2 separate regions of the Homo sapiens genome follow, and region 2 is linked to region 1. A link is a loop called in an ENCODE intact Hi-C map of the cell type or tissue named here. Cell type or tissue: PC-3. All regions are shown on one strand. Links, peaks and the distances in the headings refer to the core of each region. The heading gives the core; the rest is flanking DNA. Region 1 has its middle 39 kb from the start of ADCYAP1. Region 2 overlaps LOC105371956 (a long non-coding RNA gene).

The links. Hi-C counts contacts between places; a loop is a spot of excess contacts. Peaks named below come from ENCODE experiments on the same cell type or tissue, not always from the same donor. Only the 100,000 strongest peaks of a DNase experiment are listed, where the experiment ranks them.
Region 2: it touches region 1 in a loop (4-fold over the local background); 6 of 110 quality-filtered maps call a loop at or near these places.

Annotation. Positions count from the first base shown.
Region 1 is chr18:857,374-874,010 of GRCh38, forward strand. It overlaps the pseudogene LOC441806. Among named protein-coding and RNA genes, the nearest start is that of ADCYAP1, 39 kb to the right of the region's middle. In PC-3, for the core only: a CTCF peak has its summit at 7,586 (motif pointing right); a DNase peak (open chromatin) is centred at 7,608; H3K27me3 peaks cover 2,410 bases.
Region 2 is chr18:2,104,335-2,120,971 of GRCh38, forward strand. LOC105371956 (a long non-coding RNA gene) reads right to left here. Exons shown (of 3, transcript XR_935087.3): 2 at 7,310-7,402. Among named protein-coding and RNA genes, the nearest start is that of METTL4, 460 kb to the right of the region's middle. In PC-3, for the core only: no CTCF peak of the experiment used is centred there; DNase peaks (open chromatin) are centred at 7,357 and 8,537; H3K4me3 peaks cover 1,088 bases; H3K27ac peaks cover 1,054 bases.

The sequences.
Region 1 (16,637 bases), core at 2,940-10,939:
GTGTCCCATTAAAAAAAAGTTGGCAATGAATTAAGCAATTTTTCAAATAATAATAATAATAATAATAATAATAATAATAATAATAAACACAGGCCAGACATGGTGGCTCACGCCCATAACCCCAGCACTTTGTGGGGTGGAGGCAGGCTGATGACCTGAGGTCAGGAGTTTGAGACCAGCCTGGCCGACATGGCGAAACCTCGTCTCTACTAAAAATACAAAAATTAGCTGGGCTTGGTGGCGGTTGCCTGTAATTCCAGCTACTCAGGAGGCTGAGGCAGGAGAATCACTCGAACTCGGGAGGTGGAGGTTGCAGTGAGCTGAGATTGCACCATTGAATTCCAGCCTGGGTGACAAGAGCAAGACTCCATCTCAAAAAACCCCCCAAAACCCCCCAAAAACACATACACACAACAAAGTCAGCTGCTAAGGGGCATTAATTACATCTGCAAAATCCCACTGGTCACAGGATGTCACATAATCACGAGAGCAACTGTCCCATCATAGGCTCAAGTCACAGTCACGCTCAGGGGGTGAGGGTGAGACGGAGCCTGTATACCAGGGAGCAGGAATCTTGGGGGACATCTTAGAATTCCACCTCCTACAGTAACATTTCTCCTCACCATGAACCCACAACAGGTTTTCTGTCTATTCCATAAATACATTTGTGGTTAGAATTTGAGGAATTTCATACAAAACTGTCTGGTCGGTTCCCCCTGGGTCTTTTGGAAAAGAGTAGGCTTGAAGAGAATGGAGGGCAAGAGTGAGATTATTCAGGAAGGAACCCCCAGAGAAGCCACAGAGGATCAGGATAGAGCCAAGGAGTGCTGAGCCTTCCTCTTGGGTTGGGTGTGAGGCTGAAGCCAAAAATATAGCTCGTGTCAGACTTTTGGCTGCTCTATTCATTACACAGAAGAATAACATTTCATTAGCTGTTGTCATTCAAAGTGGAATATATCTTCATTCTCTTTAGGGTTTTTGGCAGTTAGATTTCTGAGTTACTTCATAAAAATTTAAATTAGCTATTTTTAATGATAACTGGTAGAAGAAGATAAATCATCATTCACAGAATTTTTAATGGGAAAAGTAATTTCAGTATTCTTATGGGGGAAGCACTTTTGGGCAAAAGTTATTCCTACAGCCCTCATGTTATTACTTCAAACATGAACCTGGGTTAGAAGAAGAAAGATTTGCTGCTGAGTTTTGTGTTTGGAATTGGTGTACCTGAAGCATGGGAAGTGTCCAATTTATGTGTGTGTGTTTGAGATGGAGTTTCACTCTTGTCGCCCAGACTGGAGTGCAGTGGTGCAATCTCAGTTCACTGCAACCTCTGCCTCCCAGGTTCAAGTGATTCTCCTGCCTCAGCCTCCTGAGTAGCTAGGATTACAGGCATGTGCCACCAACACCGGGCTAATTTTGTATTTTTAGTAGAGATCGGGTTTCACCATCTTGGCCAGGCTGATCTCGAACTCCTGACCTTAGGCGACCCACCCGCCTCGGCCTCCCAAAGTGCTGGGATTACAGGCATGAGCCACTGCGCCCAGCCCGATTTATTTGTAATACAATAAATCATGCATTATATTAACCTTTTTGGTGATTCATTTTCTCATTTATTAATTTAATGCATCCATTGTTTTCAAAGTGAGGCTTAATATTGTAAGTAATACAGTGGTAGTAGAATGGGGCAAGCCTATTCATCTTGGGTTAAGTGAGAACACCTTCATTTTCATAATGTAGAGCATTATCCTTTTCTATGGAGATTAAGCTAAATGCCAGGCTTCCTGTATTCACCCAGAATACTCAGCAGGCTGGTTTGTAAAAGAGGAGATATTTTGAGTTTGGCTGAAAGTAGCAATTTATTAATAAATCAATTTTTATCTTTTTAAAAATAGAGACAGGGTCTTGCTATGTTGCCCAGACTGGTCTCGAACTCCTGGTCTCAAGCGATCCTCCCACCTCGGTCTCCCAAAGTGCTGGAATTACATGTGTGAGCCACCACATCCAGCCTGAAAGTAGCAATTTAGGAAAAAAACAAACAAACAAACTTAGGAAGCTTTTAGTGACTGAGAAAATGAGTTGGTTTCATGCTTCTGGGAATTTATAAATGAACTAACTGAAAATGGAAACAGTGGTTATAAAGATTGTCAATAAAAAAGAAAATGAACTATTGTCTTTGAGAACTTAGAAAGTTTTCTGCGTCTTTGTAGCCAGGAGGAAAAAAAAAAAGAACGTAGAGGCTGAGAGTGGTGGCTCATGCCTGTAATCCCAGTACCTTGGGAGGCCAAGGCAGGCGGATCATGAGGTCAGGAGCTCGAGACCAGCCTGGCCAACACAGTGAAACCCCATCTGTATTAAAAATACAAAAATTAGCTGGATATGGTGGCACGCACCTGTAGTCCCAGCTACTTGGGAAACTGATGCGGGAAAATTGCTTGAACCCGGGAGGCGGAGGTTGCAGTGAGCCAAGACCACACCACTGCACTCCAGCCTGGGTGACAGAGTGAGATTCTGTCTCAAAAAAACAAAAAACAAAAAACAAAAAACTTAGAAACTCATTTTGATAATATATATGTTGTATGTGTAATAATAAATATGTTTCATCTTTTATTCTAATAACTGTCTAAGTGTAGAACTAACTGTAAATAACATACCTGGCTTTTATGAAAAATAAAATACATCAATAAGTTCTAAAAGAAAGGAAAACATGCTTGCCATTGGACCTTATGATATCATAATATCGCCTAATGCACATATGTTGAAAATGCAGTCTTTTACTGACATTCCATCTTAAAAACAAATCATAGAGGATTCATTTCTGGAGGGATTAAACATAGTTTGATTAGGTTTCACCTCAACAGAGGAATCGTATGTGGATACTTCCAGGATTCATGTCTTTGAAACGTTTGGAAAACTGAGGGTTAGTTTGTTCTAGTTTGTTGGGTGGGCGGGGGTGGGGGTGGTGGTGGGGGCACAGCTCTGGCAGATTGCTGCTCACTGCCAGCAGATCAGATTTTTTTTTTTTTTTTTTTTGAGACAAGGTCTCACTCTGTTGCCCAGGCTGGAGTGCAGTGGTGAGATCTTGGCTCACTGCAGCCTCGGCCTCCTTGAGCTCAAGCAATCCTTCCACTTTAGACTCCCAAGTAGCTAGGATTACAGGCATGCGCCACCACACCCAGCTAATTTTTGTATTTTTTGTAGAGACGGGGTCTTGTTTTTCTGTTCAGGCTGGTCTTGAACTCCGCGACTCAAGTGATCCACCTGCCTCGACCTCCCAAAGTGCTGGGATTACAGGGGTGAGCCACCTCGTCTGGCCTCTCATTTTAATAGAAGCAGGAAATCTGGGCTTTGTTTTGTATAAGACGTTTTGATTTTTAAATGTTGGCTCAATTTTTATTAAAAGTGTTGCTTGCTGGGCCCCAGGGAAGTCTGTGCGTGGCCCACTTTGGGCTAGATGGAGAGAGCTGTAGTGGAGGCCTTGACACTGATGTGAAATAGAAAGAGGGTGGATCTGGGTAGCTGTGCCCCTGACCTGTCTGGTCCCATGTAGGGAAGTCTCTTCATCTTCTGAATCCCGACTTCCATTATTCAGGAGGGGTTCTGATGACATTGTCTTGAAAACACCCTCCTCTGTAATGCTCACCCTGTGAAGAATTATTTTTTTTCTATTTTGTATGAGAGACATACTATTCAATATGTGTATGTGTGTGTGTATGTGCACGTGTGTTGAGAGACAGGGTTTCCCTCTGTTGCCCAGGCTGGATTGCAGATGCCTGGTTAATTTTTTAAATTCTGTAGAGACTGAGTCTTGTGATGCTGTCTAGGCTGGTCTCAAACTCCTAGCCTCAAGTGATCCTCCCATCTCGGCCTCCCAAAGTGCTGGGATTACAGGTGTGAGCCACTGCACCTGGCTCAATGTATTTTTTGATGAATCTTTTATTTGATATGTGAATCTCATGAGTTACGTGACTTCTAACATTTTTCTTATGCCCATTTTTTTTTCACGTAGACGTTCTCAGAGCGGTAGCATGCTCTGGATGAGCTGTAGCTTCTTAGTCTTTTGTTTTGACAATTTTCTAATAAGCTACTAGTTGTAGCTTGTTACTCTTTTGTTTTGACAATTTTAAGGATTCATTTCTCATTGTCCAAGAAATAAAGTCCATATAATGTATACAAAGAGAATTAGCATTGCAATTATTTTCTCTCCCCTCTTCCTTTTCATTTTGTGTAGAATGAACTCTTAGGCCATCACCAGGCAGCAGGAAATGAAGCTCAAGTTAGCAGAATGTAGGGAATTTTAGCTTTTCAGGCAGTCAGTGTGGTAAATTCAGTCCCGGTTTCGACTTCACTTGGAACTGTGTACAAATTCTAAAAATTCTAGGGCTAACTGTAGTAATTCTAGTTTTGCAGGTTAGGCTGCAGAATTTGATTTTATTAAGTTCCTGGAATTATTTTTGAACAAGCTGGGGTTGTGATGCCATTTATAAGTGTAATACCATTTCAAAACAACACTCAGGTGTAAGAAAAACAATATGAAACAGGCAGCCTCATTGTAAGATTCCATTCAGTATTGCTAATCTTTTGTCAAAGTCTGCCTACTTTACATATTTGTGGTGAAAAGTTATCCTTGGCAACCAGGATCATTGGTTTGCTATATAAAAGGAGACCCCGGACTGTTCTATTTTTATTTTTATATAATTTTTTCTTTTTCTTTTTTTTATCAGACAAAGGTTAAAGCGTGACCCAGACTGTTCTAACACCTAAAGATTCAGCTGCTTGACCCTGAGTTTGCTTTTCGTTCCCAATGATAATAAGGACACAGATGGCAAGACACAACAGCGAAAGTGTAAGGGCCGCAGCATTTGAATAAAAAGGTGGAATGTGCTTTAGGCCATGTGCGTGGTGTCTTCCCTTCCCAGCTCTCTCTTCGTGTCTTTCAAGAGTCTCTTTTTGGCAAGGCTGCCCAACAAAAGGAAATCTGACATTCCTTATGACACTGGGGAAAATTAAGGGAAAATAAAAATGCTTCTAGATCATTTCAAAAATTCAGAATGAAAGTAGTGATATTGAGTCTCACCTGAAAGCAAAATGTGTATTTTTACAAAGTATCATTAGTGAAAAAAGAATGATAATGAGAAAGAGAATAATGAGAAAAGAATAATTAGTCCCTAAAATGACAATATTTGGGCACACTTGAGAAGTAATGACATAGCTGCTGATTTCTAATTTTTATTCTGATATTAGTGATTTCTTCAATCAAATGGAGTTCCCTGCCTTTATGGTGGTTCTTTTTTCATAAACTGGGTTCGGGCAATTTCCAGAATGAGGCTACTATTTTCTAAATTCCTTTGTGATACTAAATTCCTTCCTCTTTTCTCCTAAAGGAAACAGTGGCAGCAAATGTCTCACTTTGAAGCTACCAAGGAAGCATCTATTAATTTTGTGAATAAGAAAAATAGAAGAGCGCGATCAATGATAACAAAAAAACCTTCCTTTTTTGGCTCTTAGGTTTTGTGTAGCCATTTCCTGAGTCAGCTTTAGTTCTCTTTAGCACCTGTACTATTATAGAAATTGTTTCTAGAATTGGTCATTCACATGTATATTAGAAACCTCTGCACTGACAAGTTATTTAAGATTTTTTTCACTTTTTTTTGACATGGTGTCTCACTCTGTTGCCTAGGCTGGAGAACAGTGTCACGATCTGCGCTCACTGCAGACTCCGCCTCCCTGGTTGAAGCGATTTTCCTGCCTCAGCCTCCCGAGTAGCTGGGATTACAAGCATGCACCGTCATGCCTGGCTAATTTTTGTGTTTTTAGTAGAGACAGGGTTTCACCATGTTGGCCAGGCTGGTCTCGAACTCCCGACCTCAGGTGTTCTTGAGATCGCTTGCCTTGGCCTCCCAGAGTGCTGGGATTACAGGCGTGAGCCATGGTGCCCGGCCTCACCCTTTTTTTTTTTACTGACTGACCATCAAGTGACATCGGCAATTCAGGCAATGCTTTGTATTTCTGACCTGTAGCATAAGGACAAGCAGCCCAGGGAAGCTCATTCTCCACAAGGCTACCCAGAGTTCCCAGGGAACACTCTGTTCCTTCATGAAGTGCAGAAATGAAGAATAGCCTGAGATGTGCAAGGAGTTTTTCAGAACTTCTCTTGTAGAACGAAGATCCATTTTTATAATCTCCTGGTTTATGAAAGCCCAAGGTCACTTTCAACATGAGGCATCATCCAGTAACTGCTGGCAAGTGTCTGGAAGAGTCATCTACACATAGAAAGTGGGAGAGACTCAGACTGCAGCAGGGTTGTTTGCTCTCATGGTTTTTGTTTTTTTAAACCCAGACACGACTTGTTGGATTTCTTTCTTATGAATGAGTTCTTCTTAAGGCACTGACTCAAGCAGTTCTATTTTTTTTCCTGCTTGAAATTACCAAATTCACTCTTATGCTAATCAAATAAAAGGTTGTTACAAATTACTTTCTGGTCTTTCTCTGTGGAAAATCACCGTGTAGAGAACTTGCAGACTTCTCTTATGCAGAATAGAATGCATGAACTACTTGGGAGATAGATTGTGAAGAGCAAAGTTTGGCCATTAACTTGGGATCCACCAACCAACAAAGACTCCTTCAGGCTTCATTCTTCAGCCATTGGTCCTCAAGGGTGAGGAGATTCTTTTTAAAAATGTCATTTTGGGCCGGGTGCAGTGGCTCATGCCTGTAATCCCAGCACTTTGGGAGGCTGAGGAGGGTGGATCACTTGAGGCTGGGAGTTCGAGACAAGCCTCAGCAACCTAGCGAGACCCCCGTCCCTACTAACAATACACAAAGTAGCTGGTTGGGGTGGCATGCGCCTGTAATCCCAGCTACTTGGGAGGCTGAGGCAGGAGAATCGTTTGAATCCAAGAAGCAGAGGTTGCCATGAGCTGAGATTGTGCCACTGAACTCCAGCCTGGGTGACAGAGCGAGACTCTGTCTTCGGAAAAAAAAAGTCATTTTAGCTTATATCTAAAGTACATGAGTCCAGGCAAACACAAGACAAGAACAGGAACTTTTAGAAAGTTCAAGTTCACGTACCACTAAGGAAACCTGGAGAAAAGTATCTCATAGTCTCTTTTTTCTAACTATATTCAGAGATAATCAAGTGCCTCTTTGGTGCAAGATGTCAAATTTAGTATATACATAATGGTCAAATAAATGCTGTATTTTCCCATTTCATTTTTGTGTTCTCTTTTCTGTCTCATGAAGGTTTCTGTAAAATGTTGCACTTCAGACTGCTGCTTTAAATTCCAGTTTTGCCATCTTTTATACATAGGAAGCAGCTGGAAATAAAGCAATGCAGTTTAAATAATTGAGATATTTAAGTGAAAGATGTGAAGATTGAGGTTTCTGCTCAACAGAATAAACTGTTTCTGGTCCCGGTTGGCTTTTTCATAGATGATGATTCTTTGCTACATGGATTGCAATCTGCGGATCACAGCCGTCCTTGTAATAAGGTAGAAGTATTTTCAGGATCACATCTTGGTCCTGATAATTTAAAAAGATCGGCAAACCAGAAAGGCCAAGGACTGAGGTTTTGGATGCGTGAGTCCTTCAAAACGCCACTAGGTGACGGTGCTGCACCGTAAGTGCCAGAACCCGCTCGCCGTGGTGCTTCCAGGCCGGGAAACGTTACCGCAGAGAGAACTCGGATGACTGACGGAGCCGTTTAGGTTGGCCCAGCAGAGGTGGTCTCTCTGTATTATAGATCTTGTAACCGAATTTTCTACTTAGCTTTTGTTGAGGCTGTAATTCATTAAGTCATCAAACTATTGTTTGTCTTTCTAAAAGCTGTGATGGCTTTTTTTGAAAAATTGTCCAGGAACTGTAAAGCCAAAGTTTAGATTTTGTAAAGATTATTAGTAAAATTTTATTTCATTTTATTTATTTTTTTTTCTGAAATGGAATCTTGTTGTGTCACCTAGGCTGGGATGCAGTGGTGTGATCTCAGCTTGCTGCAGCCTCTGCCTCTTGGGTTCAAGTGATTCTCTACCTCAGCCTCCCAAGCAGCTGGGACTACAGGTGTGGGCCACCACGCCCTGCTAATTTTTGTACTTTTAGTAGAGATGAAGTTTCACCACGCTGGCCAGGCTGGTCTCGAACTCCTGACCTCAGGTGATCCTTTTTTTTTTTTTTTGAGACAGAGTCTTGCCCTGTCGCCCAGGCTGGAGTGCAATGGTGCCATCTTGGCTCACTGCAACTTCCTCCTAGCGGGTTCAAGCGATTCTCCTGCCTCAGCCTCCAGAACAGCTTGGATTATGGATGTGCACCACCATGGCCAGCTAATTTTTGTATTTTTAGTAGAGACAGGGTTTCACCATGTTGGCCAGGCTGGTCTCGAACTCCTAACCACATGTGATCCACCTGCCTTGGCCTCCCAAAGTGCTGGGATTACAGGTGTGAGCCACCATGCCTGGCCAACATACAATTTTTTTTTGAAAATTATCTGGGTGTGGTGGTGCACACCTGAGGTCCCAACTACTTGAGAGGCTGAGGCAGGAGAATCCTTTGAGCCCAGGAGGTCGAGGCTGCAGTGAGCTGAGATCGGGCCACTGCACTGCAGCCTGGGTGACAGAGTGAGACCCTTGTCTCAAACAAACAAACAAAAATCCCATTAATTTGTTTTTCCTTGAATGATTAAGTTTTTCCCCCTGTTACTCATGGAGATTATCCTTTCCTTAGGAGAATTATGATCCTAATTAGAAACTCATAGTTACCCCCAACTGACATTTAAAAAGCAACAGTTTGCATTTGCAGTATAGACCATTTCAGGTTCATGGTAACTTTTGCTTATTTAAGAAGTAAATATATGGAAATTTGTCATTCGTTCTGTGAAAAAAGCAAGGGAGAAAATATTCCCAGAATCAATGATTCATAGTTATTTTTGTTAGGGTGAAAAACCATCTCTTGAGAAGGACAATAGTTCAGTGAACAAATGCCACAGTGCATGGGATGACACAGGCTATACTCTTACCTGAATGGAGGAGGAGGAGGAAGTACGTTTTTTTGTTCAAGGACAGTTTTGATGCAATTGAAATATTACAAAGTCCTACTCATTGTTCATGAGTAATTTGATTTTAATGATGATCCTTTGTGTAAGATGCATATATTCTGACAATGAACTCCTCTTTCTACTCCCAAAATGGAATGTTTGAAGTCTCCTATTATTCCTTTTTTTTTTTTGATAGAGTCTCACTGTGTCGTCCAAGCTGGAGTAGAGTGGCACGATCTGGGCTCACTGCAACCTCCGCCTCCTGGGTTCTAGATTCTCCTGCCTCAACCTCCCAAGTAGCTGAGATTACTGGTGCATGCCACCACACCTGGCTAATTTGTTTTTGTATTTTCAGTAGAGATGGGGTTTCACCATTTTGGCCAGGCTTGTCTGGAACTCCTGGCATCAAGTGATCTGCCTGCCTCGGCCTCCCAAAGTGCTGGGATTACAGGTGTGAGCCACTGCCCCCAGCCAGATTCTCCTGTTGTTCCTTATTAACATTTTCTGTATCACTTCCACAACTTGGGCTTATTCTAAGTGCCAAATTCACGTCTAGCAATCAGAATGTACTCTGACCCCTTCCCCAGGGACAATTTTCGGGGTGTTTGTATTGATTTGGAGAATGTTAGAGGCGAACATAGCAATAAAGATCATCTAATCCCTTATTTTACAGGTGGAAAACTACATCTTGAGGAGTTTAGTTACATATCTGATAGGTTGCAGTGCTCCAGCTAGAACTCAGGAAAGACGAGAAGGTACAAGAAAATGTTGATGAAGAATTGACTGTGATAGCCGTGGAACACACCTTGTTTAATTTTAGTCCTCACAATAATCTTATGTCGTTGGCAGATCCCTATTTTTATTCCTCCACAGCTTTATTGAGAAATAATTGGCAAACAAAATTGTAGAAGTTTAAGGTGTACGATCCATGATTTGATATACATATATATTATGAAATGACTACCACAATCAAGTTAGTCAACATATCTATCACCTCACCTACTTACCTTTTTTTTTTTTTTGGTTTTGTTTTGTGGTGAGAACATTTAAGATCTGTCAGCAAATTTCAGCTATACAAATTGCACGCATTAAGTACATTTACAATGTTGTACATCCGTTACTACTATCCATTTCCAGAACTTTTTCATCATCCCAAACAGAAGCTCTATGCCCATTAAATAATAACTCCTCATTCTCCTTCCCAACTGCCCCTGGTAATTTCTATTCTACTTTCAGTCTGTATGAATTTGCCTATTCTTGATACTTAATATAAATAGAATAATAAAATATTTGTCTTTCTATGTTTGCCTTATTTCACTTAGCATAATAGTTTCAAGGTTTCAAGGGTTGATAGCATGTATCAAAATTTCATTTCTTTATTATTATTATTATTATTTGTAGAGACAGGATCTCACTATATTGCCCAGGCTGGTCTCGAGCTCCTGGGCTCAAGCTACTTTCCACCTTGGCCTCCCAAAGTGCTGGGATTGCAGGTGTGAGCCACTGCACCCAGCCTCATTCTTTCTGATTGCTGGATAAGATTCTGTTGTATGTATATATCACATTTTGTTTATCCATTCATCTGTCAGTGAGTATTTGAATTGTTTCCACCTTTTGGCTCCTGTGAATAATGCTGCCATGAATATTGATGTACAAGTATCTGGAATGTAATTTTATCATGCCCTCAGTGTGTATTTCCTCCCATTATCCTTCTCCTTAAATTTTTTTTCTAGCAATTCCATCATGTTAGTATTTTCTGGTTAATCTGAAAATAGTCTGCTGGATTTCCTCTCTCTAATGTCAAATGCTTTTAAAGTTTTGTTTTGCGTAATATCAGAATTGATATTGGTTCACTATTGAGACTTCCCATTCAAGTATTATGTCTTGCCTCTCTATTATTCAGGTTTAAATAATTGTGCCCTCAGTAGAGTTTTGAGCATGTTAATATTGTTCCTCTGCATTGTTTAAGACTATTCTTAGGTATGTTCTTTGATGATTATTTACTTATTTATTTATTCTGAGACAGAGTCTCGCTCTGTTGCCCAGGCTGGAGTGCAGTGGCGCACGATCTTGGCTCACTACAACCTCCACCACCTGGGTTCAAGCGATTCTCCTGCCTCAGCCTCCTGAGTAGCTGGGATTACAGGTGTGTGCCACTATGCCTGGCTAATTTTTGTATTTTTAGTAGAGATGGGGTTTCACCATATTGGTCAGGCTGGTCTTGAACTCCTGACCTCGAGTGATCGACCCGCTTTGGCCTCCCAAAATGCTAGGATTACAGGTGTGAGCCACCGCATCTAGCCTTTGATGGCTATTTTTAGTGGAATATTTACCATTTTATTTTCTACTGCTTATTGTTGGTATTCTAGAAAGCCATTAATTCTTGCATAGTAATGTTATTATTGATACCATTCTTTAATAATATTTATATGATAAATCCTAAACTGTTAGTTAATGTTTTAAATTGGTAGTGTACTTAGGATCCTTCTCTGCATGGATTGCTTTTGTACTTACTAAATATATATATTTAACAGAAAGAACATTTGCTTTAAAAGATTAAATTGTTGTTGCACATTATCCATATGTAGGGAGTAGCAGCATTTATCTTAGAGGCAGATGGTTTGTTTTTTTCTTTAGGCAAAATCTTAGTGGATCTTTTGGTTATGGAAGTCTTAGACTGGTGAAGATTGAAAAAAGGAAAATGAAGCCATTCTCTCTAATAAAGTAATACCATGAACATTCTCAAATTCCTTTGCTACATAAAGAGGGATGGGATGGGAAACCCCAAGGTTGAGAAAAGAAAAACCATGGGGAGAAACGGCCCCAGTGGGGAGCAGAGTCCCATGCAAATATGGCTGCTAAGAAATTCCCTTTAAGGGAATGTCTGAGTGACAGTGATACCTAGTATTAAATTGTAAGTTGATTTCTGTTCTGTGCTCTGTTGTGATCTGTTCTAAAATGAAATACATTAATAGAAAATTTGAGGTATAGTAAGGCCAACAGTTCAGGAAATGATTGCCGCTGAAAGATAAATTACTCACAGTTTCCAAGAGGAACTCTACAAATTCCACGCATTAAGTACATTTACAATGTTGCACAACCATTATTACTATCTTTATGAATTTGCCTATTCTTGATACTTAATATAAGTAGAATAATAAAATATTCGTCTTTCTATGTCTGGCTTATTTAACTTAGCATAACAGTTTCAAGGTTTCAAGGGTTGACAGCATGTATCAAAATTTCATTTCATTTTTTTTTTTCTTTGAGACGAAGTCTCGCTCTTGTCCTCCAGGCTAGAGTGCAATGGCGTGATCTCGGCTCACTGCAACCTCTGCCTCCTGGGTTCAAGATTCTCCTGTGTCAGCCTCCCGAGTAGCTGGGATTACAGGCACCTGCTACCATTCCCAGCTAATTTTTGTATTTTTAGTAGAGGCGGGGTTTCACCATGTTGACCAGGCTGGTCTCGAACTCCTGACCTCAGGTGATCCACCCGTCTAGGCCTCCCAAAGTGCTGGGATTACAGGCGTGAGCCACCGAGCCTGGCCAAAATTTCATTTCTTTACTAATGTTATTATTATTAGTAGTAGTAGTCAAGACCTGTAATGCCAGCACTTTGGGAGGCTGAGGCTGGTGGATCACTTGAGGCCAGGAGTTTGAGACCAGCCTGGCCAACATGGTGAAACCCCATCTCTACTAAAATACAAAAATTAGCCAGGTGTGGTGGCACACGCCTATAATCCTAGCTACTTGGGAGGCTGAGGCAGGAGAATCACTTGAACCCGGGAGGCAGAGGTTGCAGTGAGCTGAGATCATGCCACTGCACTCCAACCGGGGTGACAGAGTGAGACTCTGTCTCAAAAAATGGGAATGGCCCAAGGGACATTTCCCCCCCACAACCCCAAAAGAACCCCAAAACTGAAGACAATCAATATGGTGCTATTCTGAGTTCTGTGAATTGTCCTATTAAATTATCAAATCTGAGGCAGATAATAAGAACCTCCAGGTTTTTAACCAGTTGGACAGAAGCATGGGTGGCTTTGGGACTCTGGAGCTGGTGGCTGGTGCCTAAGTGGGGAGGTTCTTATGGAGGACTGTGTTCTCAGCCTGTGGGGTCTGCGTGATCTCCAGGTAGTTAGCACTGCAATTGTGCTGTAGAAGGAGTTCAGATGGATGAAGAAAAACTTCTCGGCTGGGTGCAGTGACTTGTGTCTGTAATCCCAGCTCTTTGGGAGGCTGAGGCAGGTGGATAACTTGAGGCCACGAGTTCTAGACCAGCCTGGCCAACATAGTGAGACCCCTGTCTTTACAAAAAATAAAATATTAGCTGAGTGCAGTGGTGTGCACCTGTGGCCCCAGCTACTTGAGAGGCTGAGGAAAGAGGATCATTTGAGCCCAGGAAGTTGAGGCTACAGTGAGCTATGATCATACTGCCGCTGCACTCTAGCCTGAGTGACAAAGTGAGACTGGTCTCAAAAAAAAATTTTGTTTAGTATGCTTGGGTAATGGGTGATATGTTTTGGCTGTGTCCCCATCCAAATCTCATTTTGAATTGTAGCTCCCCATAATTCCCACATGTTATGGTAGGAACCCGGTGAAGATAATTGAATCATGGGGGCAGCTTCCCCCATCCTGTTCTCGCGGAAGTAAGTCTCACGAGATCTGATGGCTTCATAAGGGGAAACCCCTTTCACTTGGCTCTCATTTCTTTCTTGTCTGCCACCATGTAAGACATGCCCTTCACCTCCCGCCATGATTGTGAGGCCTCCCCAGCCACATGGAACTGTGAGTCCATTAAACCTCTTTTTCTTTACAAATTACTCAGTCTCAGGTATGTCTTTATCGGCAGTGTGAAAATGGACTGATACAATAGATAAACACAAAGCATGAAAGAACCCCAGAAACCATGGAGAAAACAGAACCTCTGGAGATTGCCATGAGTGCTAAGCCAGCTCTAAACACATATATGAACTAAGTGAAGTTTGTCTTCAGTGCCATTTGGGGACCTGGCCTTCACTCAAACCATCATCCTCCCTCTGTTCAGTTTCCCAGTGCCATCAATCTACCCAGGCAGACCAGAGTCATCCACACAGTTGTCTTCCCAACTTCAGAACACATTTTTCCTATTGCCCCCCATCAGAAGTAGCTCTCAGTTATCATACTGGGAAGGTCTGATAAACTCACTCTCCCTAAGCTCTATTCACTGACGAGTGAAAAACATGATTCTTCCATGAGCGTTTCCCCAGTCCCTTTTATGAGAGTTGAGCTGTGATGGGGAGATTTCCTTTTCACCACCTGTTATCTTTTCTCAAATCCTACCATTAACCTAATTCCTAAGGGTTTGAAGATTTTTGGCTTTTAATGGACCTCTATTAAAATATATTTTACTACTCTACCAGCCAAAACCAGCTAGTTGAAGAGGTGGGAAAAGAATGGGGGCCGGGCATGGTGGCTCATGCCTGTAATCCCAGCACTTTGGGAGGCTGAGGTGGGCGGATCACAAGGTCAAGAGATCGAGACCATCCTGGCTAACACAGTGAAACCCTGTCTCTACCGAAAATACAAAAATTAGCCGGGCATGGTGGCGGGCGCCTGTAGTCCCAGCTACTCGGGAGGCTGAGGCAGGAGAATGGCGTGAACCTGGGAGGCGGAGGTTGCAGCGAGCTGAGATTGCGCCACTGCAGTCCATCCAGCCTGGGCAACAGAGCAAGACTCCGCCTCAAAAAAAAAAAAAAAAAAAGAATGGGGAATAAAGGTTGAAGGAAGGCATGGGGCATGGGTGACATGTGGCTATAGAACCTTGGAAGGACTCTGGAAGCAGAGGGAGAAACCTGCCTTGTTGGGTGGAGTTAATTTCTAAAACTTTGATTTTATGGTCTTACACATAACCATGTGGAAGGAAATCTGGAGAAAATGATACAGGTAACTGTATGGCTGCCTCATCCACCTAGAGGAAGGTGGTCTTGGTCCAACTTCTAGAAACAGAAAAGCAATGGGAATAAGGCACAGTGGGAAAAGTGTGGGCTGGCTCTGGTCTCACCTTTGCCACTGGGCAGCCATATGAACTTGGTGCAGTTATTTAACCTTCCTGGGTCAGAATCTTCAAAGGTGACATATGGGGATCAGACTAGATGATTGTTTTATAGGGCACCTCTGGCTAGAAACCCACTTTCTGATAATCATGAATATGGTGAATGGGATTCACCCCTTCTTTGCAAGGATGGTACAATACTGTAGGTTCTGAGCTCCTCTGCCTGTGAAATCCCTCATTTCTTAAAAGATCCCATCTCTGTCTCCTGTTGCCAGCCACATCCTTTTCAAGGGCCACCATACTTAGCACATAGCATCTTTCTCTTTTACTTTGATAGTGATCATTTTTTCCTTAAACCTTTCAAATTGTTGTTTTTGGCTTTAAATTTAGGAGTATACCTTCCATGGGACTTTGGACCTAGGTCATCTCCCAGGGAGGGACACTGTGGGCAGCAGTGAATCCTGGAAGCAGGATCAGAAGCAAGACAGAAATAGCAGAGGTGAGTCTGGGGTTTAGCTTGAGAATAGATCAAGTGAAAAACTCCCCTTAGGGGTGAAGAGCAAGTACCGAATCAGGAGCAAGCATCGATTCAGAAATGCAGGCACAGACACAATATCCATAGATCAAGAAGCCTCTAAACCACAGAAGACTTCTCACATAATCCCAGATGCACCAGGACCCAGTGTTTGGCCTTTTCAGGGCATGGCCAAGCTAATGTTGAAAGGCTGCAGTGAGCTGGAGGCCATTATCCTAAGTGAATTAACGCAGGAACAGAAAACAAAATACCGCATGTTCTCACTTACAAGTGAGATCTAAACATTGGGTACTCATGGACGTGCAGATGGCAACAGCAGACAGTGGGGACTACTAAAGCCGGGAGTGAGGAGGGGGGAAAGGAGTGAAAAATCAACTATTGGGTACTATGCTCCCTACCTGGGTGATGGCATCACTTGTATCCCAGACCTCAGCATCACACAGTATACCCAAGCAACAACCTGCACGTGTACTGAATCTAAAAGTTGAAATTATAAATAAAATAAAATATTCTAATTTCCAGACCAAAAAAAAATGTAAAAGAAAAGCTGCTGCAATGTAAGAGCTGACCACTCTGGGTAGATTCTGCTCTGCTGGTTGTGAAATAGAGTTATAAAGCAGACAAAATGTATGTGTGTTTGTGTGGAAAGAGGTAGGGAGTGCTGAGTGACTGGCCTAAGATGTCATCCCATTCTGAATACTTAAATATTAAAATGTCTTCAAAAGCGGGTTGGGCGTGGTGGCTCATGCCTGTAATCCCAGCATTTTGGGAGGCCAAGGCAGGTGGATCATGAGGTCAGGAGTTCAAGACTAGCCTGGCCAACATGGTGAAACCCCATCTCTACTGAAAATACAAAAATTAGCCTGGCATGGTGGTGGGTGCCTGTAATCCCAGCTACCCAGGAGGCTGAGGCAGGAGAATCGCTTGAACCCGGGAGGCGGAGGTTGCAGTGAGCCAAGATCACGCCACTGCACTCTAGCCTGGGCAACAAGAGCAAAACTCCGTCTTAAAAAAAAAAAATCTTCAAAACTTCCTGAATAGGTGGTTAT
Region 2 (16,637 bases), core at 3,898-11,897, 1.2 Mb after region 1:
CCCAAAAGGATTCATGATGGAAACTGGACTCGTTCCCTGCTCAGTACATATTAGGTATCTACGAGCCTAATGAGGAAGGTGAAAGGCTGGAGACTCTGAACGAGGTAAGATAGAGACAGTAAGATGTGTTAACAGAGGTGAGTAGGAAAGGCTCTATCCCAAAAATAAGTGACTGAATGATGTCAAAGCTCAACCAAGAAAGAAGAGCAATCTTTTGAAGGTGGCATTCTGACCTAAAATGTCAATCCTATTTTACGTCGTCCTACAATCTCCGTTCATTCCATTTATTTAGGGACTTGTTACATGTCTAAAAGTTCTCTTTTAAAATCTGAAGCTTCTCATTAGGGCTACACATTAAATTTTGATCAACAAGTTCCAAAAAAAAAAAAAAAAAAAAGAATTCATGTACAGCTCTCTGAGGGAGAGCAGGACAAAGTGAGAGGGAGGTGCAGCTTCCGTTCAGAGAAAGGTGCCTCCCATCCCCGGCTCACCAGGTTTCCCAGGGATAACGTCCGCCTCAGCGGGTCACAGCAGCTTTGGGAAGCATTAGAGACCTGTATTCTTTTGTTCTATCCAGTAAGGACACTGAGACTCCAAGTCATCTGCCTGTTACTGAGCCTATCTTAGGTAGCTCAAATGCTTTCCTTAGTGACAATTTCTTCCCAGCCCAGACCGTGCATCTATGGTTGGTGGTGTTACTGTCCTCGGTACCATTCTCCCGCCAGCAGGGGGCGCTGCTTCGCTTCTCCCCCCCAACTGCTGTAATTCTGTCCCTGCTTTCTGTCTCATCCCGCCCTCCTAAGTTCATCAGGTCCCTCATGGCTCCCACATGCCACTCTGACTCTTCCAATCAGATATAACATACCAATGAGATACCGAAAATATTCTTTTCAGACCATCAATCAAAGTTGCCGTCCATGTTTCAACTTTGGGGATTCAGTTCTCTCCTACCTCTGGGGTAAAATTCCCAACGAATCCAAAGCATTCTTCCTAAAGGTGGCTTTGTCTTCTCCTCACTCTTTTGTCATCTTACCATTGTCTCCAACAGACTAATCAACAGTCTAAAATCCTGTCACTTCCCAGGAAGCACAGGCCAATTTGGCTCTCGCTTGCGGGACACTAGCCTTCCCACTCAAAGCTTACGGCACAGATGCCAAAGGCTGCCCAGTTCGGAACCATACAAATAAGAAGCACAAGTGCTATTTCCAAAGGTCCAAAACACAATTTGCTCTCATAAAAAGTATAACCACTATTCAAAAAACAGTGAGGGGAGGTTTCAAAAAAACTATTCTTACTTTCTGAAGTAAAATAATTCATACACTTGGTCAATTAAAGCACCTGCAATCCCAGCTAATCAGGAAGCTGAGGTGGGAGGATTGCTTCAGCCAAGAGTTCAAGAGTTCAAGACCAGCCTGGGAAACTTACTGAGACCCTGTATTTTAAAATATATATGTGTGTGTGTGTGTGTGTGTGTGTGTGTGTGTGTGTGTGTTAAATTCCAACATAAGAAGTGAAAAATAGAGTCCTGAATCCCATACAGCTATCGGGATGCTTCTCAGACCCCAGTACCATGGTCATTTTGACAATATCCCCAATCAGTCTTTACACGGAAACAATGTTAGACACCAGCAGGAAGGGTGCAGCCAATGGAAGTTGGAATCAAAATAGGCCGGGGCTGCATCCGCTCCTCTACCTACTAGCTGTGCGACCTTGCACAAGTTTACCAGTCAAGTGTGAGAATTGGATCAGGTGGCCTCTCTGATCTCTTGGGACTCAACAGACTCCAAGGCTCTTACCCCTTCCCCACATGGGAACCAACTAGCAGATGCTCCCCCTTTAAAACGTGCACTTTTCTCTGGTAAAATAGCATTCTCTTCTTCTCTAAAAGAAGCTCAGTCAATAAAAATACCTACTCCAGAGACTGAGATGGGACGGGTCACGTTAATCATTTCTCCCTGTGTATCAGATGGGAAAGCTTTTTATTAGGGATCATTTGCCGGTGATTTCCACAAGGAAAATAGGGCTTTATTTTACTACAAACTATAGGTAAAACTCGTGATGAGAATTTGGGCCATTGGCCATTTGAGACCCTGATACAGGTCAACCTTCCTGGAATTCACCAGCTCATTACCATTAGTACTAAAGCAATAAACACTCACACACCACAAGCTCACCCCAATTAGTATAACTGCCTAAGAATTCTTTATCTTGCTTGATTAGTTGCATGATGCTCAACGAGTCCATTGATCTCACTCTGCCTCAATTTCTCTGTCTCTAAAATAGGGTGCTTCCCTTTTTAAATCCTTCCATTTTACCCAACTTAGGGCAGGGTAAACTGATAATGTGAGTTTTCAGATCAACGGCTCCCTGCTTTCCTTCAGTTGAACTGGAATTATCCAACTGCTAGTAACACAGTTAAACTGAAGTTTCATGAATACAAAGTTTTATACAATGAGCTATTTTTTTTTTAGTACTTGCTATGTGCCAAGCACTTTTCTAAAAGGTTTACATGTAGTAGGTCCTATAATTTAAACAACAACCCTGCAAGGCAGGGATTATTATCACCTCTATCTTACAAATGAGAAAAATGATGAACAGTCACCACGCCTACTCCAAGCTGGAAGACTGGGGAGAATGATCATTAAAATTCAGCTGAAAATTATTTTTACTTCAGCTTGCTTCCAACGAGCAAAGAAATGGTGCAAAGGTTACATGGGCATAAGACCATTAAAATGGATATGGCCCCTGTTGACCCTCTAGGTCCTCACAGGGCTCTTGGAAACGTCCCAGGTCAGTGAAGCTGGACTACAGGGCAGGATCTGCTGTGTGCAAGTCATGCAGGCCCACGAGCTCCCTGCTTACAGCCAGAGTCTCCTTTCCACCATCTACCTGAAGTTCTTCCTATACCACCTTGCATGTGTCAATGTTCACGCCATCTTTATAGCCCAAGTCCACTGCAGGCATGACCATAGCTCACCCGAGAGTAGTGTTTGCTTTCATCACAACACCTAAAACAAATGGGGCAGGGCCTGAGCTGGTTGTTTAGCTTGGTGGTGAATGAGCATGGTCTTTGGAGCTAGACTTTTAGGGTGCAAGTCCTGATTCCAGCACTTTCTAGCTGTGAGACCTTGTGTAAATTGCTTAGCAGTTGTATCTCTTCGTTGGTTCCTCATCTATAATGTGCCTAATTATTGTCAGGATTAAATGAGTCAACACATATGAAATACTTCAAAGAGTGCCAGGGCCATAGTAAGCCCTCAATAAATATTAACTCTTACCTTTATCACTATTATCTCTTTTTTTTTTTTTGCTCAGGCTGGAGTGCAGTGGTGCAATCTCAACTCACTGCAGCCTCCACCTCCCGGCTTCAAAGGATTCTCATGCCTCAGCCTCCTGAGTAGCTGGGATTACAGGCACATGCGCAGCTAATTTTTGTGTGCGTTTTTAGTAGAGATGGGGTTTCGCCGTGTTGGCCAGGCTGGTCTCAAACTCCTGGCCTCAAGTGATCCACCCACCTTGGCCTTCCAAAGTGATGAGATTACAGGTGTGAGCCACTGTGTCTGGCCACTGTTACCTTCATCATTGCTATGATGTTCTTCTCCAGTTCAAATACAAAAGCTTTTCTGTCCCTGTCATTCATTCATCCAGAAAAGGATATTTGTGTCTATTACATGTCAGGCACTCTAGCAGGTATCAGAGATTAAAAAAATAGAAAGAAAGAAAAAGAAAAAAGACAGCACTATTGGTAAGAGTCTACTGAAGAATAATATCAAGTTAACGGACACATATATTATTAAACAATTTTCTTACCCTTCATCCCTCAAAAGCGATCATGCCACTAGCACCAGAGCAATACATCCTAATTATTCAATTACATTCTTTCCTGGAATGGGTTTTTTTTTTCCTAAATCAGGTAAAGCAGAAAGGTGCATTGTACAATTTTTCAAAGACACTCATAAAATTTAATTTGATTACTATGAGAAATATGAATATTCCTTAAAATAAGTTATGTGAAATGTGGCAGGATTGTAGTTCAATGTTTATGCTTCATTCCTACTTGGTTTCATATAACCTACGCACTCTGGGCTCCAAAAAAGTTTTGTTGTTAAGACCAGTTTATTTTATAATCTGGTATTTAATCCAGGAAACTTCTCTCCCACCTGGGAAAGGTTCAGAAAGATTTTTCTAGTGAGATGCCTAAATCAAGAAACCCTGGACTGATTAGCTTAAACTAAAAACAATAGCAGCCCTCATAATCAGGTTAGAGGAAGGTAAGAAAAATTCAACCTCCTATATCAAGTAACAGATCCTGGCCTTGGTTAAAATCCAAATAAAGTAATGAGTAAAGAATCCTCTATTTCTCGGCTAGGGAGAAAAGGCAAGGCAGTGAGTCGCAGCAACACACACACCCAATACTGCTCTGCACTCTTTAGATCCTAATTAGAGAAAAAAAGTGGTTTCCACCATGGGGACCCTGGTGCCGTTAGCCACTCTCCACAACATTCCTCCACAATGACCCAATTCCTCCTGCATCTGTGTGTTGCTGCTCTACCTAATGTATTTTTCTCTCTCCCTCATTTGGCTCTGTCATCTCTCTACGGCTCCTTTTTTTTTTTCCTATCATTAAAAAATAAATTCAGGGCCCGGTGCGGTAGCTCATGCCTGTAATCCCAGCATTTTGGGAGGCCAGGGCGGGCGGATCACAAGGTCAAGAGTTCAAGACCAGCCTGGCCAAGATGGTAAAACCCCGTCTCTACAAAAAAATACAATTATCTGGGCACGGTGGCAGGCACCTGTAATCCCAGCTACTTGGGAGGTTGAGACAGGAGAATGCTTTGAACCCGGGAGGCAGAGGTTGTATTGAGCCGAGATCGCTCCACTGCACTCCAGCCTAGGTGGTAGAGTGAGACTCCATCTCAAATAAATAAATAAATAAATACATACATACATAAACAAATAAAAAATTCAGTGCAATCCTCTCCTGCCCACTACACTTTGCTTATTTCTTATTTCCATCTCATGTGCTGAAACGTACTGAGCATGCATGCACACACACTGAAACACACACAGACACACTCACGCCCAGCTTCCAAAAGATTTTAATACAAATGCAGGTGGTGGCTTTCAAGTCATAGATTTTTGACCCTAGATATCAGGTAACTATTCACTGTGACAAAAAATAAAGGAGATTATTGTGCTAAAACAGAAACAACCTGTTCTATAAACTGATACAGTTTTGTCTGTTTACCTGATTAAGCAGTTTTTATTAATATTCTTCACCTTGATGACTCCTGAAAAAACTTGGGGGGCTAGCCTAATTTAACTAGAAAACTTTTGATAGCAGTGAAGCTCCAACTACTATAACTTGTTACTAAAATTATCATTATAAGCTAAACAATAATAATAATCTACATCATGAAGCTTTTGATGTGAATAAAAATTATTACTATATCTAGGTTATTAAAATATTCCCTGCATATTTTAATGCACATTCAAATCTGTAAGATAAATGAAAATTGCAACCAAACAGACATGTGATATGATTTAAATTAAAACATAAGAGCATAGAGCACAGTGGGGAGGAAGGGATGAATACATAGAGGAGGGAATGTTTTGAAGACAGTGAAGCTCCCCTGTATAATACAGTAGTGGTGGTTATATGTTCATTACAGATTTGTCCAAACCCACAGAATGGACAAGAAAAACCAGGAGCGAATCCCAGTGGGAACTATTGACCTTGGGTTATAATAATGTGTCAATATAGGTTCATTGATTGCAACAAATGTACCACTCTTGGCTGGGAGTGGTGGCTCACATCTGTAACCCAGGACTTTGGGAAGCTGAGGAGGGAGGAACACTTGAACCCAGGAATTCAAGACCAGCCTGAGCAATTTACAGAGACCCCCATCTCTAAAAAAAAATTTTTTTTAATTAGCCAGAAATTTAAAAAATTAGCCTGGCATGGTGACACACGCCTGGGGTCTCAGCTACTTGGGAGGCTGAGGTGGGAGGATCGCTTGAGCCCAGGAGGTGAAGGCTGTAGTGAGCTGTGATCACACCAGTCCACTCCAGCCTGGGCAAGAAGGGAGACCCTGTCTCAAAAAAAAAAAAAAAGCAAAAACCAACAAAAAACAAAGACACCACTCTGGTAGGGGATGTCAACAGTGGGGGGCTGTGCATGTCTGGGGAGGTTGTGTTTGTAGGTATATGTGCATCTTTGTGCCTTCTGCTCAGTTTTGCAGCAAACCTAAAACTTCTCTTTTAAAAAATCTATTTAAAATGGAAAAATGAGGCAAACAGGCCAAGAAAAGAAACGTTAAAAAAAAAAAATTAGTAAGACCACAGAGAAAGTGTGCTTTAAAGTATGCCACTGTATCAAAGAGTAGGCACACCAAGTCCAAATATAAACCCAGGAAGGAAATTATTTGAGTCAGGCATATGTGCAGGTAGCTGCTTATCTCTGAGTTTCTCCACCTTTGCACTGTTTCGCATTCGAGATTATTCTTTATATGAGGAAATTTTCCTGTGCCCCTTGAGTGACTTTCCTTCTGTTATCCACTGCCAATGATCAGAAAACCTCTGAGAAAACAGAGGTAGAAAACAACAGTAGAAAATGAAGAAAGCACAAGACTCCCTCATTTCATCACCTCCAGCAACTTCATAAGAAGTCCTGTAATTATAACATTGTAAGATTTGAGATGAAGCAGTCTAATCCCTTCTTTTTAAAATGAGACATTGAAGGCGAGAGATGCTAACCCCCAATTACCCCTCCAGAAACAGATCCCAATTCATGCCCAAGGAGTTCAGCTCAATATTCTCTCAAACAGGTCATATTGCAACATGAAGAAGAAAGAAAAAAGGAATTAATTTAATAGAAATGTGCTTATGGCTATTTATTAAAATGTCTATTAAGTATTGATAATCCTGGGTCTTGGCTCCAGCTCCCCATATGTCCGCCCCATTCGATCCTTAGCTGACCACACCCACCACCTGCCCAAATCCAAGACTCCAGGATGACAGCTCTCCAGAACAACAAACTTCTGTGCACAGTGAATATCTCCAGTACTACATGCTTGATATATTCAAAAATAACCTAATTGTCTTATCTGGACTCAAATCTATTCCTGATCCCCTTCCTGCAATGATGGCCCCACTAGCCACCCAGCCACCCAGCCAGAAGCCCTCCAGAGCTCTAGGCCCCTTTCGTCCCTCAGTCCCCTCCTTTACTTGCTTCTCCTGCCCTGTTCTTGCTCCACCTAAGCATCTGCCTCATCTAGTGCTTCCTTTCCGTCCCACACAACTGCCTTACCCCAGGCAGGCTCTCATCATTTCTCATTTGCAGGCTGTGGTAACTTTCCCATCATTTTTCTCTGATCTCCACATTCCTTTCAGATGATTCTTTCTGAAACACAAAGCAAATGTTGTCGCTTCCTTAAAACCCTTCCATGTCTCTCCATCACTTTCAAAACAAAGTCTCACACCCTTACTTCCCATGCAAGGTCCTGAATGTGTGAATCCTGCATTCTTCTTCAGCCTCGTTTTGCACTGCTTCTCCTCCCTCGCCTATGGGTGTCAATTCTCAGCTTCTTAAAATTTGTTGCAAGATACCCTAACATGACCCTGCTCCTTGGTGCTTACTGGAGTCCATCTACCCCTCCTGCCCTGCCCCAGATCAACCGAGCTGAGTCCTCCCCACTCTTCAAGGCTCAAGTCACAAGTTGTCTTTATTCTGTGGGACCCACATAGGAGTTAGTCAGAGTGATGGGATGGCCCCAGTATCAGGATCTTATAATCAGGGAGGGCTTCCTAATCTACATCTCCATGAAAGCTGTGGTGAAATGGGTGGGAAAAGCAGGGCCAAATCTCCCTCCCAGAGCCAATCACTAACCCGTGAGGTTTAGCTAATTTGCATGTAGCCTCCTTGGGGACGAGTGAATGACAAGCCCCCAGGAACCACTGCAGAAAGAACCTTCTACACTATAGCAGATTGGAGTCCTGAGATCCACAATGGTGGGCGTTGGTCTCACCACACCTGTGCAAGCTGTCTGTTCCCTCTTGAGCACTTGTGAAGGCTAGTGCATTGCAGAGGCTCTCTGGACCTGGCTCTGAGAGAAGGCTCATTCTAAATCCAATGGCCTGCACAGGCAGGCACAATAAATGTAAATAATCTGGAAAGGCTAAGCCGGTCGAAGCCAGCCAAGGGCATGCAGCTCTTACCCCACTAGCTTTGATATTTGGGGTTGCCCATCCCCTGCACCCTTCACCCTGAAGGAATTCACTGTTCTCCCCCACCTCCTAACACCTCCCAGCACTTCTAGGAGCTCCTTAGAACAGGAGTTGCTTTACTTAGTGCCTCATGAATAATAACACTTAATAAGTGTTGGCTGTGTGAATGAAAACATTATAAGAAGTGCCACTTCCAGATTCGGTGATTCCTCGCTGTTTTGAAACCAATAGCTAAATGTGTTTTCTTTTGTGCATAACGTTGAAACTGCTGTGACAAATACCAGCTAAGTTTGTTATATTTAATGCCTCCAGGTAATAATTTCCTCTCCTAATTTTTTTGTGCTTGTTCATCCTCTGAGTCATCGTTCCTCCCTCATTTCTTAAAAATGTCTTTCTGATTCTGCTTCTAAAGGTTGTTTAAAATCGAAAGGCCGATTTAATGAAATAACTTTATGTGAGACAAGGAGCTGTTTTGCTCATTTTTCAGGGGCTGGCACCACCACACAATACTCTCTTCAGACTTTCCATTTTCATTAAACAATTACATTTCAGTTGTTTGAGTCTCATCTAGTGTATGTGATCTTTTGCAAAATTTTAACAAATTCACCAAAATAATTGCAATTTCTTCCTCCTAATTGTAAGAGTTGAAACCTACAAGTTTACCAAAAGTGGTCTTCGAAAAATTATTAAGATTTTTCAGAATTTGCATTTTTCCCAAATACTCAGGTTTCTAAGGATTGAAAACAAGGAGATAGGAGAAAAGCATCATGCCATATTCATATATCACACATCCCCTTCTGCAATTTAGTTTCAAATCTACAAGAGAAATTATTGCAGTAGGTGGCATGAAGTTAATCTCTATTCATTCACATTTGCAAAAACACCACACATGATCAGACTGCTGAATGAACTTGCATTCACAAATTCAAACCAGGGATGATCCATCTTGAAGATGACATAGATACCAAAATCCAGGCAAGCAAAAGTAGAGAACAGCAAGGCATTGATCAAAGGAACCAGGTATTATGTTTTACTATATTTTAATTCAGTGACCACTAGGACTAGCGGTAGATGCTAAGCTACCTAGATAAATAGACAGGTAGGAAAATAGATGTTTTAAATAAAGGAACAAAAGGTTAAGTAAAACTGACAAGCATGGCAATAGAAAGTCATATTTATTCTGATTTTTAATTAAAACTATGACCAAAATAATAAATGTTCTCCTGTGAATTGGGGGGTCTAACATACATACAATTATAAATGAATATTAAAAGGCTTTGGGTTGGTATTTCCTAGTATCTTTCCTCTTACATCATGCTAGTCTAAAAAGTACTATAATAAACTTCACCAATTTAGTGAAAGTTCTCCCCCTTGTTCCTTTTTATAACTTTGCAGTGACTATAAATAAAGGTGAGGAACAAAATCATTATTTTTGAGTAAAATGCTAACCACATTAATTTGCAAGTCTGATTGGTATCTCTTTCAGAAAATCACAAGTAGTATAAATAGCATGCAATGTGAAATTGTCATAGTAAAAACTGCATACCCTTGCTTAATCTATATCTATCTCATTCAGAGATAAAGTTACTGTATTATGCTTTTACGATAATCACTAAAAATTATATTTTTGAATGGTTTTTGTGCAACAGACTTTCAAACCCCCTTATTTTCCCCAACATTATTACATTTGAATAAATAAATTAGGTATATAGGAAGGACTTTAAGGGAACCAAAATATAATCCAAATGTAGGCATGTACTGAGTTGATATAAACATTTATTTTCCCTAAGGTAAGAGGAAAAAGCATCTTCCAAACAAATGAAAGCAACTGTTACACTCAAAGTCTTTTATTATCTGGACCCAGCCTCCTCTACTCTGACAATACCCAAGGCTCCAGCTCCAGTGGATTGGTCAACAGGGGTCTGAAAACCCTGCAGAGGGAGGTCTCAGCTCTTCTGCTCAGATTACATTGCCTCTCTTCCTTCCCCACAGGTAGTTTCCCGTTCATCCTACATGGCAAAGCTCAGAAATTGCCCCTAGAAAGATTTCCCTACCACATCACTCCCCCTCATTTGAATCAACCAATTCATTCCTCCTTCGCCTTTGCTCCAACAGCATCTGTTCATATCACTTTCATAACAAGCCTCAAATTGTTTTAGGCTTGGCTGTGTGCTCCCACCTCCTCTGCTAAGCTGACAGCTTCAGAGACCCACCTACCCATCTCTTATTTGTTGAAACATAGTAGGCACTTACCGAATGTAAGTTGTGTTAAAGGAGAGTCTCATTCAGAGAGGGCTGTAATTTTGATCACTCTTTAATGCATTTTAGAAGATGCAAAACTTCACTCCTATTCAGTGTAAGCACATGCACAGCAGCAGCATGGCTTCCTTTTCTGTTAGAAACATGTCCTACCACGTGATCTTGGCACTTAGTCAACAATGGGACTGAGGACTTCCAGAAGTCAGCGCAGCAAATGCCCACTCTGTCAGGGCACCAGCCTCAGCCCTGTTCTTAGTACTCCATAACCAAAGAACAAACAGGTCAGATAGGCCCCCAGGGGCTCCCCGGAAGATGCTAGATACTTACTGCCTTTCTGGAGCAATCTATCACCGCTCCTTGCCTAGCTCCTCTGTATTTCTGAATTATTTTCTCCTTCTCCTCCCTCTCCAATTACATTAGTTTCCGTGGATCCAGTGCTAATATAGACTTCAAATTTACAGCGTCAGCAACACCACATAGAAATGCTGGCTAAAATGTAACCAAATAAGATTAATAGGTAAACTTGGAAAAAAGCAAAGGAAATCTACAGGTGCCAGAAATAGAAGAGGAACTCAAAAACAGAGCAATAAGCTTGTCTCCTGATACACAAGCAATAACCTGGTCCCCTGGAAATATTAGTCCTAAAATAAGTCCCTGACTCCTGGGAGGAAATACATGGATGCATGGCCACAGGGTCTCGAAAGGCAGGAAAGTGACACCAAGACTCACACATTTCGCCAGGACCCTATAATGGGTGACCTCTCCGGGAACAGGGGTCTAGAAACTCTCTTACCAATTTTTCTCCAGGGAAACATGAGAAATTACTTCTGTGAGGGCTTTGGGGAAAAGTAATTCCATTATCAGAAGCAAAACTCCAAATCTGCAATTTACGTGAGTGTTGGGGAACATTTAGCAATCTGGGTGGTATAAGATTCCCAAGTTGGGAGATTAAGGTAAATACTGCTATATGTTTAATGAGAACTCCCTAAAATTTTAGCAGAAGCAAAACCAAGAATACTTTGAAGAAGTTCCATAATCCAAGATGCACTAAACTCCCACACTTAAGCAAACAACACTCAAGAGGCATTTGCAATTTTTAAAAATAAATGAAACAGAAAAATGAGCAATCAAGAGTGTATCAACAGACAACAAAATAGAGAGAAGTAGCATTAGCATCCTCTGATACAACAGAGCAATCAGAAAGAATGTTTAACATGTTTAGAAAAGTAACAACACTATAAAAATTGATTAAACAATAACGTAAAACATAGATTGATACTAAAAGACAGAAAGTCTTTTAAAAATAAAAAAGCATACTTCGAAGTAATCTACAGATCAAAGAAAAAAAATCATAATGTAAACTGGAATATACTCAGAATTAAAAGAGAATAAAAACACTATCTTTTAAAGTTGTGAAGCACAGGCCAGGTGCGGTGGCTCGCGCCTGTAATCCCTGCACTTTGGGAGGCCAGGCGGGCGGATCACGAGGTCAGGAGATCGAGACCATCCTGGCTAACACAGTGAAATCCCGTCTCTACTAAAAATACAAAAAATTAGCCGAGCGTGGTTGCAGGCGCCTGTAGTCCCAGCTACTCGGGAGGCTGAGGCAGGAGAATGGCGTGAACCCGGGAGGCGGAGCTTGCAGTGAGCCCAGATCGCGCCACTGCACTCCAGCCTGGGCGACGGAGGGAGACTCCGTCTCAAAAAAAAAAAAACGTTGTGAAGCACAACCAAAACAGAATATAGAGAATGATGTATTGTGTAAATGTTTATATTAGAAAAAAGCTGAGTAAGCAGTTAATTCACAAAGACAGATAATAACCATAAAATAAGCCCTAGAAAGTTGGAAGAAAATTGGCAGAATTTAATGAAACAGAAAACAGAAAAAGACATAAAATTTTAAAGTGTTTTTTAAATAAAAGACTAAGAAAAATAGAAAAATCTCTGGATATCGCCTAATATAAAAGAAAAGAAGACATAAATAAATAATGTTAGCAAAAAAAATTGATACAGACAAAAATAGAAGGAAAATGTCATTAGACATTATAAGGAACACCTTTCTGTTAATAAATATGAAAAGTTAGAGATATAGAAAATTTTTCAAAAAATATAAAGGTAGCAAAATTATCTCATGAAAAAACAGAACATGAAACAACTTAAAATCAAATTTTTTCAAAAGAATTGAAAACTTTTCTATAATTTAAAAAGAATTTAAATTTTACCTGCAAGAAAATCACTGACCAAGGCAGTTTTACAGATGAGATAATATGAATAATCGAGGAAAAAAAATAACCCCACTGCTATACACAAACTGTTCTGGGAAATAGAAAGTGAAATGCGCTCACAAGTCATTTCATGAAATTGACTTCAACAAAAGAATCAGATGAGCCAATCATAAAAAGGAAAGTATAGGCCATTCCTCCCTTTTGAATATAAATACAAAAATTTTAAATACAATATTTGCAAATCAAACCAAGCAATATATTTTTAAAGTAATGTTATATTAAGAGACAGTTCATAGTAACCACTTAGAGTTTATCCCAGAAAAGAAAGGATAGATTAAAATTAGAAAAATTTATTAATATAATCATATTAGTAGATAAAATAATACAGAAAAAAATTTGATTCAGAAAAAGCATTTGATAAAATTCCACAAGCATTCCTGATAAAATTCAGATAACTAGGAAAAGAAAGAAAACATATGATGAAAAAAGATTTCTACAAAAAACTTACAGCAAACAGCAAACTTTATAGTGAAAACTGGAAGCATTTTCTCCCAAATTTGAGAAAAAGACCATACCCTCTATCACTTTTTTAATTAAAAATGCTACTGGAAACACAGCACTATGTACATTTATGATTAAATTTGGCTGTGTGTTACAGAAAACATTACCAATAGTGCCTTAAACAAGGTGGAAGTTAGTTTTCTTGCCTAAAAGAAATTCTGATGTCAGTGCTGACCTAAAATTTCAGCTCCATAAATATATCAGGGCCCAAGTTCTTCTTCCTTTCTGTTCCACCATTCTCAACATTTGCTTGCATTCTCAGGGGAATTTCATGATGCCAAAATGGGGGCTGGAGCTCCAAACATCACATCCATTGATCCAAGATTCAGAAAGGAAGACAGAAAAAAAGGCAAAAGGATGCACTTATCATTGGAGTTATCTTTCCCCTTAAAGAACTTTCTTGAAAGTCCAACCCACCTACTTCTATATACATCTCAGTTGTCATCCCTATATGAGAGGCTGCAAAATGTAGTTTTTTTAGCTGGGCACATCGTGTTTCTATTTTTAAGAAAGAAGAATGCATTGTGTAGATGCCAGTCTCTGTTAGCTCAATACACAAGAAAAAGAGAATCAAAATATAGTGGATAAAAAGAAATACATTTGTTATTGTAAAAGTCATGGTTTTCTACATAGGAAACTCAAAAGAATCTATAGATAAACTCATAACTAATAAAAGATGTCAACAAGGTTGATGAAAACAACATTAATACAGAAAAATCAACAGAGTTCCTATAGACCAGACACTTTAATTTAAGAAATGTAGTCGTGTAACAATATTATACACATACACACACATAATAATAGGGAAGAAATCTAATAAAAATATACAAAGAATTATAAAATGTTAAAGATACGCGAGACCTAAGTGATGAAATGAACTGTTCCTAGATAGAAAAACTCAATATAGTAACTATATCATCCTTCCCCAATTAATCTCTAAATATCACCAAAATCCAATCAAAATTCCAAAAGCATTGTTTAAATAACTTTACAAGATGATAATGAAATATATGTGGAAGAATAAACTGTCCAGCACAGGCAAGACAATTATTAAAAAGGAAAATAAGATAGACCGATCTGCTCTAGCAAATACCAGCATGTTGTAAGGCTGTAGTGATTGTGATAGTGTTGTAATAGAACAACAACAACCAAATAGACAAATTAAAGATAAGGGTTCAGAACCAAACCATCTCTCACATTTGAAAAGTTGTCATAAATTGAAGACAACATTACAAATCAGTGTGGTCACAATGGACTATTTAATAAGAAGTGGTGCCAGGATGATGGTTAGCTACACAGGAATAAATTAACTTAGCTTTCTACATCACACAGCATGCAAAAACAATTGTTTTAGAAGAAAGTAGTAAATGTATTTATGACCTCAGGTAAGCAAAATATATCTTCAATAAGAAACAAAAAAACCTTGTAAAGAAAATTTTAATAAATTTTGCTACATTAAAAGTTAAAACATCTATTCATTAAAGGAACTCTTAAAATACAGAGACAATCTACATACCAGAAGAAAATATTTGCCATGCATAAAACTGACAAAGAATTAGTATCTCAACTATATCATAAATGCTTAAAAAACCAGTAGGAAAAGGAAAAATGACCTAACAGAATAATAGGCAAAGAAACAGGCAATTCACATCAAAGTGGAGCCTAAAAGCTAATTAACAGGGAAAAGTACATAAAAACCCATACGAGATGTCCTTTCATATTTAGCCACTTAGCCAATATTTAAAAGTCTAATTTCAAGAGTTGACAAGAATGTAGGGAAATAGTAATTCATGTATTCTGCTATTGGGAGTATAAACTGGAAAATAATTTAGTAAAATCTAGTAGAGTTAAGATATGGATATTTTCAAACTAGTAATGCTACTTCTAGGTACATTTAGAGAAACTCAAATATGTGTAGAGAAGACTCATAAGAATATTAAATGCAACATTTTACAAGAGCAAAAAGTCTAAAATAACTTTGAAGTGTATCCTACTGGGAGAATGAATGGATAAATGGTTGTATTTTGATAAACGGATCAATGGGATTATATATGAGCATTTGAAAGTGAAGTAGCTCTACATACAGCATCATGAATAAATCTTAAAGGTAAAGGTTGACTAAACAAAGTAAATTGTAAAATGACATGTAGAACAACAATTGTTATGTATAAGCTTAAAATACACATAACAATATTATACAACACTTATGAAAGCTTACACATGTAACAAAAACATAAAACTCATAAACCTCAGAATAGTGATTACTTCCAGGAAGAAAGACAGAGAAATCAAACACTTTATCTCAAAAAAATAACTGAAAATATCTAAGCAAATGAGACAAAATCATGCAAGATCTCATATGAATACAAAGATATCTGTTATTTTATATCATTCTCTGTAGTTTTTGTATGTTTTATGTAATTATTTTAAAAGGAAAATTACTAAAAAGGAAAAACACTTGCTCATCGTAAAATTTCAAAGCATATGAAACAATGATTAAGAAGAAAATGATCAATCTTAATGTTTTATTATATTTCCTTACAATTTTTTTTTTTTTTTGAAACCTTGTTCTGTCATCCAGGTGGATTTCGGTGATGTGATCTTGGCTCACTGCAACGTCCACCGCCCAGGTTCAAGTGCTTCTCCTGCCTCAGCCTCCGGAGTAGCTAGGACTACATCACACCCGGCCCATTTTTTCATTTTTAGTAGAGATGGGGTTTCACCATGTTGCCCAGCTGATCTCAAACTCCTGATCTCAAGTGATCCACCCTCCCTAGCCTCCCAAGGTCCTTGGGATTACAGGCGTGAGCCACCGTGCCCTTACAGGCAGCTTCTATGCATATTTTATATTGTTAAGAATATACTTTATTATCACTTTTCTATTGTCTTTTGTTTACTTTACATCATAGCATAAGCATAAGCATTCCTCATGTTGTCCTAATGATGGCATGATAGCCCATTAAGTGGTCGCACCATCATTTATTCAGCCAGTCTATTTTGGGGCATTCAGCTTTTTCTAACTTTTCTTGATTGTGAAAATTGATGTAAGGAATGTCTTTGAACTGAGCTTTTCTGTATCTTTAATGATGCTTCTGAAACTCATTCTAAGTAGTCCAGCAATTACCAGCTGATGAAAAATAAATAGCTGGAAAATCTTTGGTCTCCATGGGAGAATCCAGGCAGTGGTGTGGTCCCTTTGGACACCACGTTCCTCTACAGAACTGACTGTACAAACCCCGGGAGGGAGTCCCCAAGGGGCTGTATCCCAGACCAGTGACCAGGGATGTGACTGTGCAATGCTAATGTAGAGATGCAGGAAATGCAAAAAAAATAAGATGTTAGCAAAAGCAGCATGTAGGCCAACAA